2 separate regions of the Homo sapiens genome follow, and region 1 is linked to region 2. Evidence: chromatin loops called from intact Hi-C (ENCODE). Cell type or tissue: heart right ventricle. All regions are shown on one strand.

Region 1 (8,000 bases), 66 kb before region 2:
ATTTGCTGACATACTAACTGTGAGTTTATGAGAGGCAGAAAGGAGTCAAAGGTGACTCCAATAAAAGAAAAAATGTTTTGGATACATAATGCAACATTCATCTACTATGCTAGTTTCGAAAAAAGACAATTTTAGTATTTCTCTTGTAATTTTTTCTTTCTACTACTATGTGGTTTTAATGCTTTATCTTCTATTTCTATGTGTGTATATATTGAAGTTTGAAACAATCTAATATGGTAAATGACCTCTGAGCAATCTTCCCTTGATAATAAATATGTGTTCATAATATGATTTATGGAAACAAGAAAAAGAAAGCAAACGTATGTGAGAAGAAAGAGTTTGGATTTTCACTTATATTTTATTCCATGCTCTGGAATTTAAGACTCAAGATTAAAATGTAGTATTTTATATAAAGGTACTGTTATGGACTGAACTGTGTCTTCCAAAGTTCATATGTTGAGGCCCCAGCCTCCAATATGACCATATTTGGAGATAAGGGCCTATATTATGGAGGTAACTAAGATTAAAAGAGGTCATAAAGATGGGGTCTTAATACTACAGGGCTGGTATTCTTACGAGAAAAGGAGAAGATACCAAAACACTCCCTCTCTCCCTTCCTTTCTCCTTTCCTCTCTCTTTCTCTCTCTCTCTCTCCCTCTCTCTCCCTCTCTCTCCCTCCCCCACTTCCCCTTCCTGCTTATACACAGAAGATAGACCATCTGAGAAGGTAGCAAGAAGGCAGCCATCTGCAAGCCAAGTAAAAAGCCCTCACCAGGAACTGAACAGGCTGGCACCTTGATCTGGGACTTCCTAGCTTCCAGAACCGTGAGAAAATAAATTCCTGTTGTTTAAGCCATACAGTTTATGGTATTTTGTCATGACAGCCCAAGCTGAGCAATATCAGTATCACTCTCTTATTTACGTCTACATTAGATAACATGTGTCACTTTCATGGCACATGACTATGGTGCTAATAGAAGTTTCATTCCTTTGTCCCTAGCTCATGCAAACCAGTGAAAGCAATGTTATTTTAGGAATAACTTCTATTTCAGTTACTTTCTCTTTCCATAATGATAGTCATTCATGTCTTAAATCACCGTTAGTAACAGATAATATTAATTGATTTTCTATGGATTTTTATTTAGCAGATGTACAAGGGTCCATGCATTTGCAGTTCTAAAAAGCACTCTAGGTGATTCTAACCACACTTTGAAAAACGCTGAGATAAAGTTATTTACACAATAAATATCATGCATGTTGGGCCTTACTATATATCTCAAACATCGATATTCTTAAAGATTGCTAAGAGAGTTTACAGTTACTTTATCAAAAATTTGCAAAAAAGGTCAAGGTTTACAAATAATCCAGACAGGGCAGAGCTGATGCCAAAATGTTTGATGTGTTTACCATTTTAGTCAGCTTATGACTCACACACGGTGTGTATTGCCACTGCCACCTCCTATTTCTGGAACAGCTCAGTTAAGTCTTTTTAAAGTTCATGTTCCTAAGCCAGAAACACTATGTAGGATTTGGGTGGGGGCATATCTCTAGGTATCAAGTTCTCCATTTATGAAAAGAGTATAATTTAATTTCCACTACCTTATACTATAGTGACATAGTCTGGAGTCAAAAGGTGGGCTAGTTTTGAGGAAAGTGGAAAAGTGGCTGGTAATATATTTAGAATCAGAGAAAGGAGCTCTACTTTGAAATGGGAAGTGTTTCTGCTACTGGTCTCCTGGTACACAGTTACAGGTCTAGGCATAATTATCTGCCTATTTCTGCTCTGTGTCCCCAGTTTAGCTTCCGAATCCTCCTTCCTTGATCTTGATGCAAGTGTTCATGTGATAGTGACAAAGATGAGTCTTATATAGAACTACAAAACAAACAAGGATGGAATGAAGGGATCCAGCCCTAAGACAGGGTTTCGAATGCACAAACTCAAGAAAGTCTGCTCCAAAACTTTACCATGGCCCTGATATTAGTTAATAACCTGATTTAAACCTTGGGCCTTCTTAAAATATTTTTATAATGTGGGATATATTCCAAGGAGAAGGGAGAGTAACAGAGAAGAACAAGGTTTAGGGTAGCAGAGAAGACCCTAGCCTATTCTGGGAAAAAGAAAAAAAAATTGAAAGAAAATATTTGATATTTTTGTAAAGTTAATAATTTGTTACGTGTTGGATAAATACCATCTTCCATGCAGCAGTTTCCTGGGTAAGAAAAATCAAACATGCTCCAAGATAAGAGACACTAAACCAGAAAATAAGTCACAATGGGCCTTAATTTTTTAATGTTCATTTATAAAGCTTTTCTTCTACAATCAAGAACAAGACAAAGATGTCCATTCTCACCACTTCTATTCAATGTTATACTGAAAGTTCTAGCTGGAACAATCAGACAAGAAAAAGAAATAAAAGATATCCAAATAGGAAAGGAAGAAGGGAAATTGTCTTTGTTTGCTAATAACGTGATCTTTTATGTAGAAAACCCTAATGACACAACCAAAAGAAAAAAAAAATCAGTTAAAACTGATAAATTCAGTAAAGTTGAAGGATACACAATCAACTCACAAAAATCAGTAGTGTTTCTTTACACTGACAGCAAACTATTTGAAAAAGAAATTAAGAAATCAATCCCATTCACTTTAAAAAAATACTTATAAGTAAATTTAACCAAGGATTTGGAAGATCTGTGTACTGAAAACTATAAAACATTAATGAAAAAAAGTTGTAGATAACACAGATAAATAGAAAAGTATCCCATGCTCGTGGATTGGAAGAATTAATACTGTTAAAATGTCTATACTACCCAAAGCAATATACAGATTAAATGAATCCCTATCAAAATTCCAATGTCATTTTTCACGGAAATAAATGTTAAAAATCCTAAAATTCTTAAGAAACCACAAAAGAGCTTGAAGAGTCAAAGTTATCTTGAGTAAAGAGAACAAAACTGGAGGAATCATGTCAGCTGACTTCAAAATCTATTATAAAGCAAAGTTATCATAATCAAAGTGGCATGTTACTGGCATAAAAACAGACACATTGACCGATGGAACAGGGCAGAAAGCCTATGAATAAATCTACACATATATGGGCAATTCGTTTTCAACAAAGGTACCAAAAACACAGAATGGAGAAAGGGCAGTCTCTTTAACAAATTGTGTTTGGAAAACTAGATGTCCACATGCAGAAAAATAAAATTGGACCCTTATCTCATGCCATGCTCATGCACAAAAATCAACTCAAAATGAGTTAAAGACTGAAAAATAAGCCCTAAAACTATAAAAGTACTAGGAAGAAAACATTTAAAAATGCTCCATGACATTGTTCTGGGCAAGATTTCTGTAATATGACCCCAAAAGCACAGGAACAAAAGCAAAAATAAGCAAATGGCATTGTATCAAACTAAAAAGCTTCTGCACAGCAAAGGAAACAATAAGGAAACAACTCATGGATTGGGATAAAATATTTGCAAACCATACACCTGATAAGGAGCTAATATTCAAAATATATAAGAAACTCAATAGCAAGAAAACAACCCAATAAAAAATGGACAAAGGACCTAAAAAACACTCGCAAAAGAAGACATACAAATGGCCAACGGATATATTAAAAAATGCTCATCATTGCTGATTACCAGGAAAATGCAAATTAAAACTACAATGAGATACTATTTCACACATGTCAGAATGACTATTATCAAAATGATGAGGGAGGCCAGGCACGGAGTCTCACGCCTGTAATCCCAGCACTTTGGGAGGCTGAGACAGGCAGATCACGAAATCAGGAGACTGAGACCATCCTGGCTAACACGGTGAAACCCCGTCTCTACTAAAGATACAAAAAATTAGCCGGGCATGGTGGCGGGTCCCTGTAGTCCCAGCTACTCGGGAGGCTGGGGCAGGAGAATGGTGTGAACCCAGGAGGCAGAGCTTGAAGTGAGCCAAGATCGCGCCACTGCACTCTGGCCTGGGTGACAGAGCAAGACTCCGTCTCAAAAAAAAAAAAAAAAAAAAAAAATGAGGGGTAAGTACTGGTGAGGGTGTAGAGGGTGTAAACTAAAGGGAACCCTTATGCACTGTTGAGAATGTAAATTAATACAACCATTATGGAAAACAATACGGAGGCTCCTCAGAAAACTAAAAATAGAACTACCATAAAACCCAGCAATCCCACTCTGGGTACTCCAAAGGAATTGAAATCAATATGCCAAAGAGATATCTGCACTCATGTTCACTGCAACATTACTCACAATAACTAAGATGTGGAAGCAATCTTAGTGTCCATCATCAGATGAATGGAAAAAGGAAATGTGGTATATACCACAATAAAAAACTATTCAGCTTTGAAAAGGGGGAAAGTTCTGTCATTAGTGACAACATGGATAAACCTGGATGATATTATGCTAAATGAAATATGCCAGGCACAAAACAAATACTGAATCATCTCATTTATATGCTGAGAAAGAAAAGAGATTCTTGGGACCCCAAACTCACTATGTCGGAAGGAAAGTTAAGATTGGGAACTGAAACACACAAAAAACTGCCTTTGTTTTTTTCCCCCGACGAACAGATAGCTGCAATGATAGAAGCCCACATCTCTCCCCAGATGCCCTCCTTCACAAATTGCTCACAATTCCTTGTGGGCCCCAACTCTTTCAGAATATATAACCCCCTATAAAATAGCCTTAATACAGAGTTTTGTTGAATCTCACCCTAACAATGTAAATTAACAGCTTATATGTCCACAGGGAGGGGACAAGGACAAGACTAGAAAATCATCCCTCTGCCCACCCTGAGCCAAACACGTAATTGACTTCTTTTATTTTAAGTAAAATGTGGATTTACTGAATATGAGAGGAATGCATAATTGACTATTCCTCTTCTCCCTTTCACATATAAAATGTAGATTCACTGAGCACTAATGAAAGCCTCACTATGGGACCACTTACCTCATTGCCTACCCTCCCCCCTCTTTTTTCCTCTCTTCTTCCCTTCCTGCTTACTCTTTCTCTTTTACATATCGGAGTCCTCAAAACCCTCTTTGGAAAAGGCAGGGGTCACAGATGCTCCTCTAATTTGTGTTTTTTCCCAGGTGCAGCCTCAACCTTGGCAAAATAAACATCTAAATTAATTGAGACCTGCCTTGGTCATTTTTTTAGCTTGCATTTGTGGAATCTAAAAGATTCAAACTCATAGAAGTAGAGGGCAGAATGATGGTTACCAGAGGCTGGGGGAGGGAAAGTTTAGGGAAATGGGAGGTGCTCATCAAAGGGTACAAGTTTCCGTTAGCCAGGAGGAATAAGCTTTAGTGAGTTATTGAGCAAAATGGTTACTGTATAATAGTCCATTGTAGATTCCAAAATTGCTGCAAGGAGAAATTTTAAATGTTTTTACCACACACACAAAATAAGTATGTGAGGCGATAGATTTGTTAATTAACCTGATTAATCATTCCATAACGTAAATATATATCGAAACATTACATTGTACCCCAGAAGTATATACAATGATTGTTTATTAAAAATAATTTTTTAAAATGCTCATTTATTAAAAGGTAGAAATTATAGTGTATAAAATTCATTTTCCTAAAAGAAACTACTAGCAGTTTCTAAGTCTACCCCATGTGCTTCAATGGTCTCAATAAAACAGGCAATTGCATTCCTAAGAAATAAATTTAGGCTAATATTTACATAGTTTCTCTGCCTTAGTGAAAAGGAACAGAAAGAAAGAAAGAATCCTGGACACATATTTATATGCATCAGGCCTTTATTCTGTGTTTCAGGAAGCAGCTTCTCCTTCCGTTGCCATTGTCCCTCCTCCAGAGCTATTCCTTCAATGAATACTATTTCCTGCTTCTCTCTCCTCAATCTCATAAGGCAGGAACTTCTTGTTAAATCTGCCCTCCTTCACGTAAAGGTGAAATACAAATTAAAATCGCATATCTTTCCAAAGAGGGTTTTGGGAGTAGAGAACAAGTTATTTTGGGCAATAGCCATCCCAGAATCTTCTGGCATCTCACATAGAGTTAATTATGGTAAAATGCGACAATGATCAATACTTTTGTTCCAACTGAGAAGAGGCAGTGCCAACCAGGGAGCTGGCAGGGAAGAGGAAGGTGCTTCTGAATGGAGCATTGCTTTGCATAGTTCCAAGCAAATAGGCCCTTTGATTCAGAGGCTGAAACACACATATTGTATTCCAATTTCAGAGCTGTTGTCCCATTTAGGTTTTGATAATGAGATTTCAAACCCCACAGAGATGTTGGTGAGACAGACATCTGGCAAAGCTGATCATTTTTAATTTAATTTGTACAATGAGCAGACTGAGATCCTACCTTTTGTCCCTGTACATCTGTGGTGATGTGGTCGGCTTCCCCATCCTCAATCTCCCCCATCTTCACGACACTGACTTCTATGGTGCCAACCACTTTGCCACCATCTGAAGTTCTGCAACAAAAAATACACGAAATGGAAAGGTAAGAAGCTTCTCTCTCCCCCAAAAATATCCAAAACACATTTGTTTCTGAAAACCACCAGCATTGTTATTTACTTAATAAGACAACATCTGCATAAAACACAGCAAAACATGTTAATAGGGTAGGTGTTTGTGTGTGTGTGTGTGTGTGTGTGTGTTTTCTTTTTTCTTTTTTTTTGAGATCAAGTTTTGCTCTTGTTGCCCAGGCTGGAGTGTAATGGCGTGATCTCAGCTCACCACAACCTCCACCTCCCAGATTCAAGAGATTCTTCTGCCTCAGCCTCCCGAGTAGCTGGGATTACAGGCATGTGCCACCATGCCTGGCTACTTTTGTATTCTCCATGTGGTCAGGCTGGTGTCAAACTCCCAACCTCAGGTGATCCACCCGCCTAGGCCTCCCAAAGTGCTGGGATTACAGACGTGAGCTACTGCATGTTGTTTTTCATTTGAAATTAAAATTATCCATGAATGTGTGAGGTAAGAGCACGGACTGTCGAAAAGTACCTTAGGAAGATGAAACCTCCTAAACGTTCTCAGAGGTGCCCTCAAGGAAAGAACATTGTGTCATAGATCAATACCCCATTTGGAACCATCAAATCTAAAACAGCATAAACTGCAGCCCATCTATACTAACTGCATGAGATACCTATGTGTCTATCACAGAAACTGTGGCCAAGTAAAATAGAAAAGAGTATAAATATTCTTATCTTCCTCTATGACTGGGCTATTGGCTACAAAATCTGACTTTGTGCCTTTTCTCTAACATTTTTGTTTACATGCTACTAAGTACAAAAGATTCTCTCCTAGCAAACATAAGAACATGTAAAGCAGAACATAACCCAAAGCTCATTTAGTACAACTCTTTACTTTTTCAGATAAAGAAACTGAGACTCAAAAAGATGAGAAGACCCTTCCAAGGTAACGAAGTGGCAATTTCAGGTTTCTATCTTCTCCAAGTCATTGACAAGTCTTTTATATTCAATGATAATAATATAAGATTTTCACCATCATTATTTTTAGCAGCATAAAAATTTTATGTTTGGCAATAATAATGAAAGCTAAAGATAAGTTTACGAGCCACACTTTAAGATTCTCTAGTTTCCTTTTCCGAGCAAGAAAAACTACAGAATAAATAGTGCCATTATACCATGGAAACACTGCACATATAATATTTTTCACTTGAGCCTTTTGTGAAAATAGGTAGCAAGCCACCTCATAGATATGATGTGTTGCTGTCACTTCTATTTCAGTAGAATTAACTGAATAGTCATGTGACGTCTCATTTTCTTCATTAGTCACATCTTTCATGAAATTTGTTTTCAACTTTTAGCTGAACACCAATGTTGTCTTTCTTTTAACTAATTCCTTCTAAATGCTGCTTTTTTTTAGTATTAAAAGTGTCAGAAAGCAGAAGGGGCATTTCTATGAGTAGTTTACCAAAATGCTAATTAAAATAACCAATAAATTAGGTGAAAAGAAACGCTGATTCTATTACTAGATAAGGTACAAATTAAAACACGAC
Region 2 (8,000 bases):
TTTATGGATGGCTTCAGCTCTTCTGGCAGGCACTTGTGGCAGCAGTATATAGAAAATATCTTCATTGTTACTTATCTGCATTTGAATCATATCAGCAAGCAATGATTCAAAGACCCATGAAGAGCAAATAATGATGCATGTGTGGAAGAATACAAAATAGAAGAGCCCCTTTAATTTTAAAACAAACCCCTTCTTTCTAGCACCAAGAGGCCTATTAACAGGAATTTTGAGAAGTATCTTTCTATCTGGGTATAATTTTGGATATCATTGGGCCTGGATTAAAATATCTTGAAAATCCATCTCTGGGTTTTTTAAGTTAAAGTTGTGAAACATTCTTCATCTGCACTGGAGCAAGAGTGGTAACTGCCTGTGAGATGGGTCTTTTACTTTCTTATCAGTTTTTCTGTTTTACAAAGTAAACTGCCTGTCAGAACCAGGGATGCATACACACACGCATATGTGCACACACGCACACACATACACGCGCACGCACACACACACATATTCAGTGAAGCAATTCAATTCCATTAAATGATAACTCTTCAACAAATGTCAAAATGTTCCTGTTCCCTTAAGCCATTCAAAAGATTTTAAAATACATCACCTGGGATGTTTAAGGACTTTAGTGTCTCAGGGAAACTACATTTGAAACCTTGAATTTTAACATTTAAAATTCTTAACAGTTGGAATGTATTTGTCATTTATAATGTATGTTTTGTGCGTAAAGTGGGTTTACACTCAGTATTCTTGCTGCCTCGGGGCTTAAAGAAGTGAACTAAATTGGAGCTAATGGGTTCAGGCATTTTAGAGGAAACTACTTAAATCTAAGTGCACTAAGCAATGTCCATTCACAGGAACAAGAGAAGCAAGCAGTATTTTCATAAATTTGTCCTATCAAAAGTTGTACTTTCATTTTTTTCACTTCTTAAAGTGAATTTTTCTTTGATGCTGTCACAAATAAACTTAAAAACATTTTCAGATAATGTTGCTCTTTATTTGCACAGACCAAATAAAACCACAGGCAAGGAAATTCAAGGGATTTAATCTAAGTGGGATGGGTATTTTGTCTTTAAGAAGAGTGGTGTGCAGATAACTAACAATTGGCTTTTAAAGGACAAGGATGGAGGAAGCTACCATTCATAGTGCAAGCAATTTCTGTGGCGTAAACACTCCCACCTGGCCCATTTCCAGCTACTAGCTTGAGATCGCTGACCACAGAATTGGAAAGGGACATGTAGGATCAGCTCTCCAGGGACAGTAGAGCAGGCCCCAGCATACCACTGTGGCATCACTTTGGAGAAGTCAACTGCATGGAAGTGTTTGGGACCCAGATCTACTGGGATCCTCGTGTACTGTGAACCTGGCTGCAACTGGCATAGGGATCAGGTCCAGAAACATCTTCGTGAAATACAAGTATATTGCAATCAATAGTATGAAAATACAATCATCCCCCCTCTCACATGCCAGATGATATGATAAAACCGTGTCTCTGAAATCAATGATTTTAATTAGGCTTCAGCTTAATAGAATTTACGTATTTGTTTGAGAGGTAACAAGCACTATCTATTCGATCAGATTCCCAGTAATTGCTAAGGAATTATTTTAAAACCAATGGAAACTTTGGCCATGGGAAAGATGCACGCCAAGAATCTGGTTTACCAGAATCAGTCTCATGACATATTTGTGCTCCAGGGTCAGTTTTAAGTGCCCTGGCAGCTAGTGCTGAATGCTTCAAAATTTTCTCTATCTTTGGAGCTTCTAATTGTGATCCTTACAGGCCACAGATCATATTATGAGGCAATGTTTAGAAAAGTACTCTTACAGAATGTACCACAAAGCTGGGGGGGTGGGGGGTGGAGGGGGAAAACCTAAGGTTGTCAGTGCATCCCCTGACCCATAAATAGGCTCATAACCAGGGTTTCTGTGTTGAAGTCTAAACTTGGAAAATCATCCATTAAGGAATTTTAAAAATGTGCTCCAATTAAGCCAATAGAGGTTTCCTTAAGTGTATTTTCCATACAGACAATGTAGCCTTCTTAAGAAAAGCTAATTTTTAGTACAGCTGTCTTGCATAATTTTTATTTCATAGCTTATTCCAAACCAAGCTATTTAACATGACAATCTGTGCTTATATTATACCATGTTTCAGGGACCTCAGATGATTTTATTTTTTAAAAAAGAAAAAATATATGACACTATAATGAGACCCTTTATTCTTGGCTTTATTTTCCGTTTAAAATAAAACCAAAGGTGGAGGTAACTACAGCTAGACATTTAGTACAGATTTTGTAATAATAATTAAGTTAGTAGCCTTCATGGGCATATCAATATTCATGAAAACAGCAATGGGATAGAAAAGCATTAAAGGCTTTTATAAAGCAAGAGAGAAATAGTTCTCAATGTCCTTGAGAAATGAGTACACTTATTAAAGGGGGAAAAAAAAGCATATATAGTTAAAAAAAAAGTTGCTTAAAAAAGGAAAAGGGGTGTTTGAGCTAGATAAACCTTTAAAAGTAATTTAATTTAACCATTTTCATGTAAAGTTAAGAAAACTGAGGCTATTGGTGGTTAAATGACTGGTCCCAAGTCTCACAATTAGATCATAACAGATCTGTGCCTAGACAATGCTTTCTTGTTTAAAACCTTCTAAAATGGGGCCCTGCGCAGTGGCTCACGCCTGTAATCCCAGCACTTTGGGAGGCCAAGAAGGGCTGATCACGAGGTCAGGAGATCGAGACCAACCTGGCTAACAAGGCGAAATCCCGTCTCTACTAAAAATTAAAAAAAAAAAAAAAAGGCCAGGCGTGGTGGCGGGTGCCTATAGTCCCAGCTACGTGGGAGGCTGAGGCAGGAGAATGGCGTGAACCCAGGAGGCGGAGCTTGTAGTAAGCCGAGATCGCGCCACTGCACTCCAGCCTGGGCGACAGAGCAAGACTCCGTCTCAAAAAAAAAAAAAAAAACAAAAAAAAAACCTTCTAAAACCGCAGACATGCAATTGCAATGAAAATATATAAAACAGAGACAGATTACATGGAAGAGCCAATCTAGGACCCACTCCGATCACAGGTGCTGAGCAGGGGCCACGTGAGTCTTGTCTGGTTTAATTAGTTGGGGTCATATGCTTTGTTCTCTCTTTTCCTGATCCTTAAAACGAGATTGTTGTATCAGCAGCACTGGAATCATTTGGGAGCTTGTTAGTAATGCAGACTCTTAAGTCCTGCCCCAGACCACTGGATTAGAATTCAGAATTAGAATCCTCATTTCATAAAATCCTTAGGTGATCCCTAAGTACATTAAAGTCAGAGAAGCCTGAAACAATTGATGCATTCGTTGAAAACGAAGGAATGTTTTCTAAAAGACCAAATCTTTCCTTTCTCGCTTTTATCTCTCATATTCTGTTTTGCAGAAATTAAAAAGGAAAAATAATAGTATATTTTGTTACAATATATTACCTATATGTTATGATGTTATAGCAAAATAGGGTTCTCATATATACAAGGAAAGAAAGACTTGTAGATAAATATCATATAATTCAACAGTGTAAGTTAACTGGATGGTCTTGTCTTTATTACAGGTACTGAATTCAACTATTTTTTATTTTTGTTTTTTTTGTATTGGACTACATTAACTCAGTTGGTCCAATGAGTTCATTTTTTTTCCAGCTTTATTGAGGTATAATTGACAATAAAAATTAAATACAGTTACTGTGCACAACTTGAGGTTTTGATGTATGTATACACTGTGCAATGATTACCACGAACCAGCTATTTAACCTGTCCATCACCTTAGTTACCTTTTTGTGTGTGCGATGAGAGCATTCAAGATCTACTCTCCTAATAACATTTAATTATACAATATAGTATTGTTAGCTATTTTCACTATGCTGCACATTTGATCCCCAGAACTTATTTATAACTGAAAGTCTGTACCCTTTGATCATCATCTTCCCATTTCCTCCTCCCCTCAGCCCCTGCCAAATACCATTCTAATTCTGTTCTGTTTCTATGAGTTTGACTTTTTTAGATTCCGCATGTGAGAACATAAAGTATTTGTCTTTCTCTGTCTGACTTAGCATAATGCCCTCAAGGTTCATCCATTTTGTTGCAAATGACAGAATTTCTTACTTTTCTTTGCCTGAATAATATTTCACCATATATATGTATACACGCACATATACACACATACATATACTTGTATGATACACACAAATACATATACTTGTATGTATGTGTACATATGTGTATATAGCTCTCTCACAATTTCCTTATTAATTCATCCATCAGAGGATACTCGGATTGTTTCCCTGTCTTGGGTTTTGGGTATTGTGAATAATGCTGCAATGAACATGGGCATGAAGAGATCTCCTTGAGATACTGACTTTGTTCCCTTTGGATATATACCCAGAAGTGGAATTGCTGGGTCATATGGTAGTTCTATTTTTAAATTTTTGAGGAACCCCCATACTGTTTTCCATATTGGCTGGCCAATTTATATTCCCAGTAAGAGTACACAGGGTTCCCTATTCTCCACACCCTTGCCAACACTTGTTATCTCATGTCTTTTTGATAATAGCCAATTTAACAGGTGTGAGGTAATATCTCATTGTGGATTTAATTTGCATTTCCCTGTTGTCAGTGAAGCTAGGCAATTTTTTCTATACCTTTGGCCATTTCTATGTCTTCTTTGGATAAATGTCTGTTCGGGTCCTTTGCCCTTTCTTGAACTGAATTATTTGTTGTTGTTGTTTTTTATTTTTTATTGTTTTGCTATTGAGTTGTTCTTTACATATTTTATATATTAGCCACTTATCAGATACATGGTTTGCAAATATTTTTCCAGTTCTATAGGTTGCCTTTTCATGTGTTGATGGTGAGCTACTTTTAAATAGTGAAAGGATAAATCTATTAGGGAGCATCTACATCTGGGGCAAACACTCCCCTGAAAGCCAGCTAGAATTCTGGCCTTCTAAGACCTCCTAAGAATAAAGCCTATAACTCAGCAGGCTGCTTAATGCTCTGTCTGCTACTTCCTGGGAAAAATGAAAAAAAAAAAAAAAAAAAAAAAAGTCTGAGTATCCACAAATTCCCAAAGCAGCTGGAGGAGTTATAAAAAGAAAGGAATTTCACCATTTCCATGAGAGCTTCTTCACTTCTCCCATTTTCTTTATTAATAGTGACTCAGATTAAAACTTGCAATAACAACAACAACAACAAAAATCTAGTTAACTGATTCCTAATATTTACTTGGGGTGGAGGATGCTTTTCTTCTCTAACGTCAGTTCTGGTCCTGTTATTTTTCTAGTCCAAAATACCTTGGGTTTACTTTTCATTATACTCCCTCAATTATCTTATCTTTTAGAATTTAGCCATTAATACCAGCATTTATTTTACTCCTCATAACCCCAAATCTCCCATGTATACCTTAAGGATGTCTTTGCTTCCTAAGTACCAGAGGGGAAGAAATACTGGTGCAAGTCTAATGGATATTTACATATATTCACATTTCCTGTTAAATTACTTACAGCTAGATTCTCAAATAATAAAATGCAATCTGAAATTTAAAAACAGTGACACTAAGCACCCTTAGGAGATAGGCAGAGTCAATCATCAAAGGGCAGAACATAGAGGAAAGTCAGTTAACTTTTAGTCAGTTGACTTTTAAAAATGGTTGATTTATTTTTATCAGAAAGAAACCTGCATACTCACATAGGTAGAGTTTAATGAATAAACACAAAGTAACACCAATGTGTAACCACTGATAGTGGCAGGAGACAGACAAATTCCTCGCCAGACAAGGGCAGGTCACCAGTGAAACCCAAACTTAAGCAAAAAGACAGCCTGAAGCCTGAAAACCAGGCTGAGGTTCTGGTACAGTCCACGACCTAGTGAGAACTTCCGTGGTGTCTCTTAGACAATCAAATGGTGCTTTTTCCAGGCCTGCCCATGGACCAATCAGCATGCATTCCTCCATTCTGATCCCATAAAAACCCCAGACTCAGCTACCCATTGGACTATCTGCTTTTGGGCTCCCTCTCACACAGAGGGCTACCCACTCTCGGGTTCCCTCCCCACTGACAGCTTTTCTTCTGTTGCTTAATAAAATTCTTCTCTGCCTTGCTCACTCTCTGTTGTCCATGTACCTCATTCCTCTTGGATATGAGACAAGAGCCTGGAACCTGCCACATGGCAGGAACAAAAGGAGCTGTAATACTGTAACCCTCCCTCCCACTTGAGGGGTAGTGGGGGAGAAAATACCGCTGGGGGCCACACACCTCTGTTCACTGTGCTGCAGGCAGAGGGAGCAAAAAGAGCAGTCACACTTCTGGAGGCCCAGACCTTAGGACTCCTTGAGCCAGAGCTGTAACATGCCCCTATCCGCCAAGCCACGGGTGGCGGGACCAAACACGTTTCTGTTCACTGCCCTGCAGGAGGCAGGAACAAACGTGAGCTGTAACATGAACAAGCTGTAATATGCCCCCACTATTTGCCACACCAGGGGTTGGGGGAAGAAGAGAGAGAAATAACACCCCCTGGGGCTTCGCAGTTGCTGGAATCTCTTGAGTTTTGGGCATGGCTGTGATTCCCCTCCTCGTCCAGATGCTGGTGCCCAAGGCGGAAGCCAATTGTAGCACGTTGGGCCCAGTCACGGGCTGCAGCAGGCCAAGTGGGCAGAGAAAGCCCAGCAGTGAGCACAGAGCTGAACAAGGCCCCAGGCAGAGGCGCCACTGGCCAGCCACAGAGATTTCTGGTTGGCCAAGTGGCACTGAAAGGATCCTGTGTCAACATTTCCTTTAGAAAAAAATGCAACTTGATTGGCAAACTAGAAAACCTCTTTTCTGAGACTTTCTCCTAATACAACCCCAGTATTCTCCACTAGAGACAATCATTGTCCTTTTGTAATAATTTTTCTTTTCCTTAGAGTATTACCACCAAATAATGAACCACTAAACACAACAGTGTGGGTTTTCTTTTTCTCTACATTTCAACTTTATGTAAAATACATAAATACTATATATATTCCTTTGCCTTTCTTTGTTAACTCAATTTCTTTTAGATTTATCCATGTTGTTGCATACAGCTAAAGTACATTTATTTTCATTGTCAGATAGTAATTCATTGCCTGACTGTACTACAATTTATCCCTATTCCTCTTGATGGTTATTTAGGTTATTGTCATTTATTAGCTGCAGTGAACTGCTGCTATGAAATTCTTGCATGTGTATCTGGAGACCATGTGTAAATCACTTTCTAGGGTACAGACCCTAGAGAATAATTGCTGCATCTTTAGAGATTACATCTATAACTGGGCTGGAATGCAAAACTGTTTTTCAAAATGGTTATATTATTTACCCTTGAACCATAAGAAAGTTTTACATCCTTATCTATACTTGAAATTGTTAGATGTTGAGTTTTTACCAACCATTGATATGTAATTATATATCACTGTATTATTAATTAATAATTATCTGATTATTAATGAGGTCGATTCCCAAATGTTTACTGGCCATTTGATTTTTCTCTTTGGCAAAGTGCTGGTTCAAATGTTCTGTTCTTTTTTTTTCCTATAGTTATTTATCTCATCTTAATTTGTAGGCATCCTTTATTCATTATATATATATTATATATATTATTTTATGTATATTATATATAATATATATTTTATATATATTTATATATATTATATATTTTATATATATTTTATATATATATTTATATAGTTTATGTATATAATGAATCTTAGTTCTTTGCAATTTATATGTGTTGCATATTTCTTCCTCTCTCTACAACTTGTCTCTTTTTATGGTGTCTTTTTCACGTCTCTTAGACATTCATATTTGAAAGCAGTATGACAAAGTGAGGGGAAAAAGGAGTATATAATTGTATATCTTTAAGAGACTACTTCTTGAAAATGTACCTAATATCATTATACCAATTTTGCACTCTAGAAGTGATTTGTCAGCACTTACATATCTGATTTCAACTATATCAATCCAGAATTGC

Evidence for each region. Peaks named below come from ENCODE experiments on the same cell type or tissue, not always from the same donor. Only the 100,000 strongest peaks of a DNase experiment are listed, where the experiment ranks them.
Region 1: a loop joins it to region 2, with 18 times the contacts of the local background. A loop is called at or near these places in 2 of 110 quality-filtered maps.

What each region holds. Positions count from the first base shown.
Region 1 is chr4:142,264,325-142,272,324 of GRCh38, forward strand. INPP4B (inositol polyphosphate-4-phosphatase type II B) reads right to left here. Exons shown (of 26, transcript NM_001101669.3): 10 at 6,339-6,450. Among named protein-coding and RNA genes, the nearest start is that of INPP4B, 580 kb to the right of the region's middle. In heart right ventricle, no CTCF peak of the experiment used is centred here; no DNase peak of the experiment used is centred here; H3K27ac peaks cover 2,647 bases.
Region 2 is chr4:142,330,068-142,338,067 of GRCh38, forward strand. The region is part of intron 7 of INPP4B (inositol polyphosphate-4-phosphatase type II B); the gene reads right to left. Among named protein-coding and RNA genes, the nearest start is that of INPP4B, 510 kb to the right of the region's middle. In heart right ventricle, no CTCF peak of the experiment used is centred here; a DNase peak (open chromatin) is centred at 1,224; H3K27ac peaks cover 6,024 bases.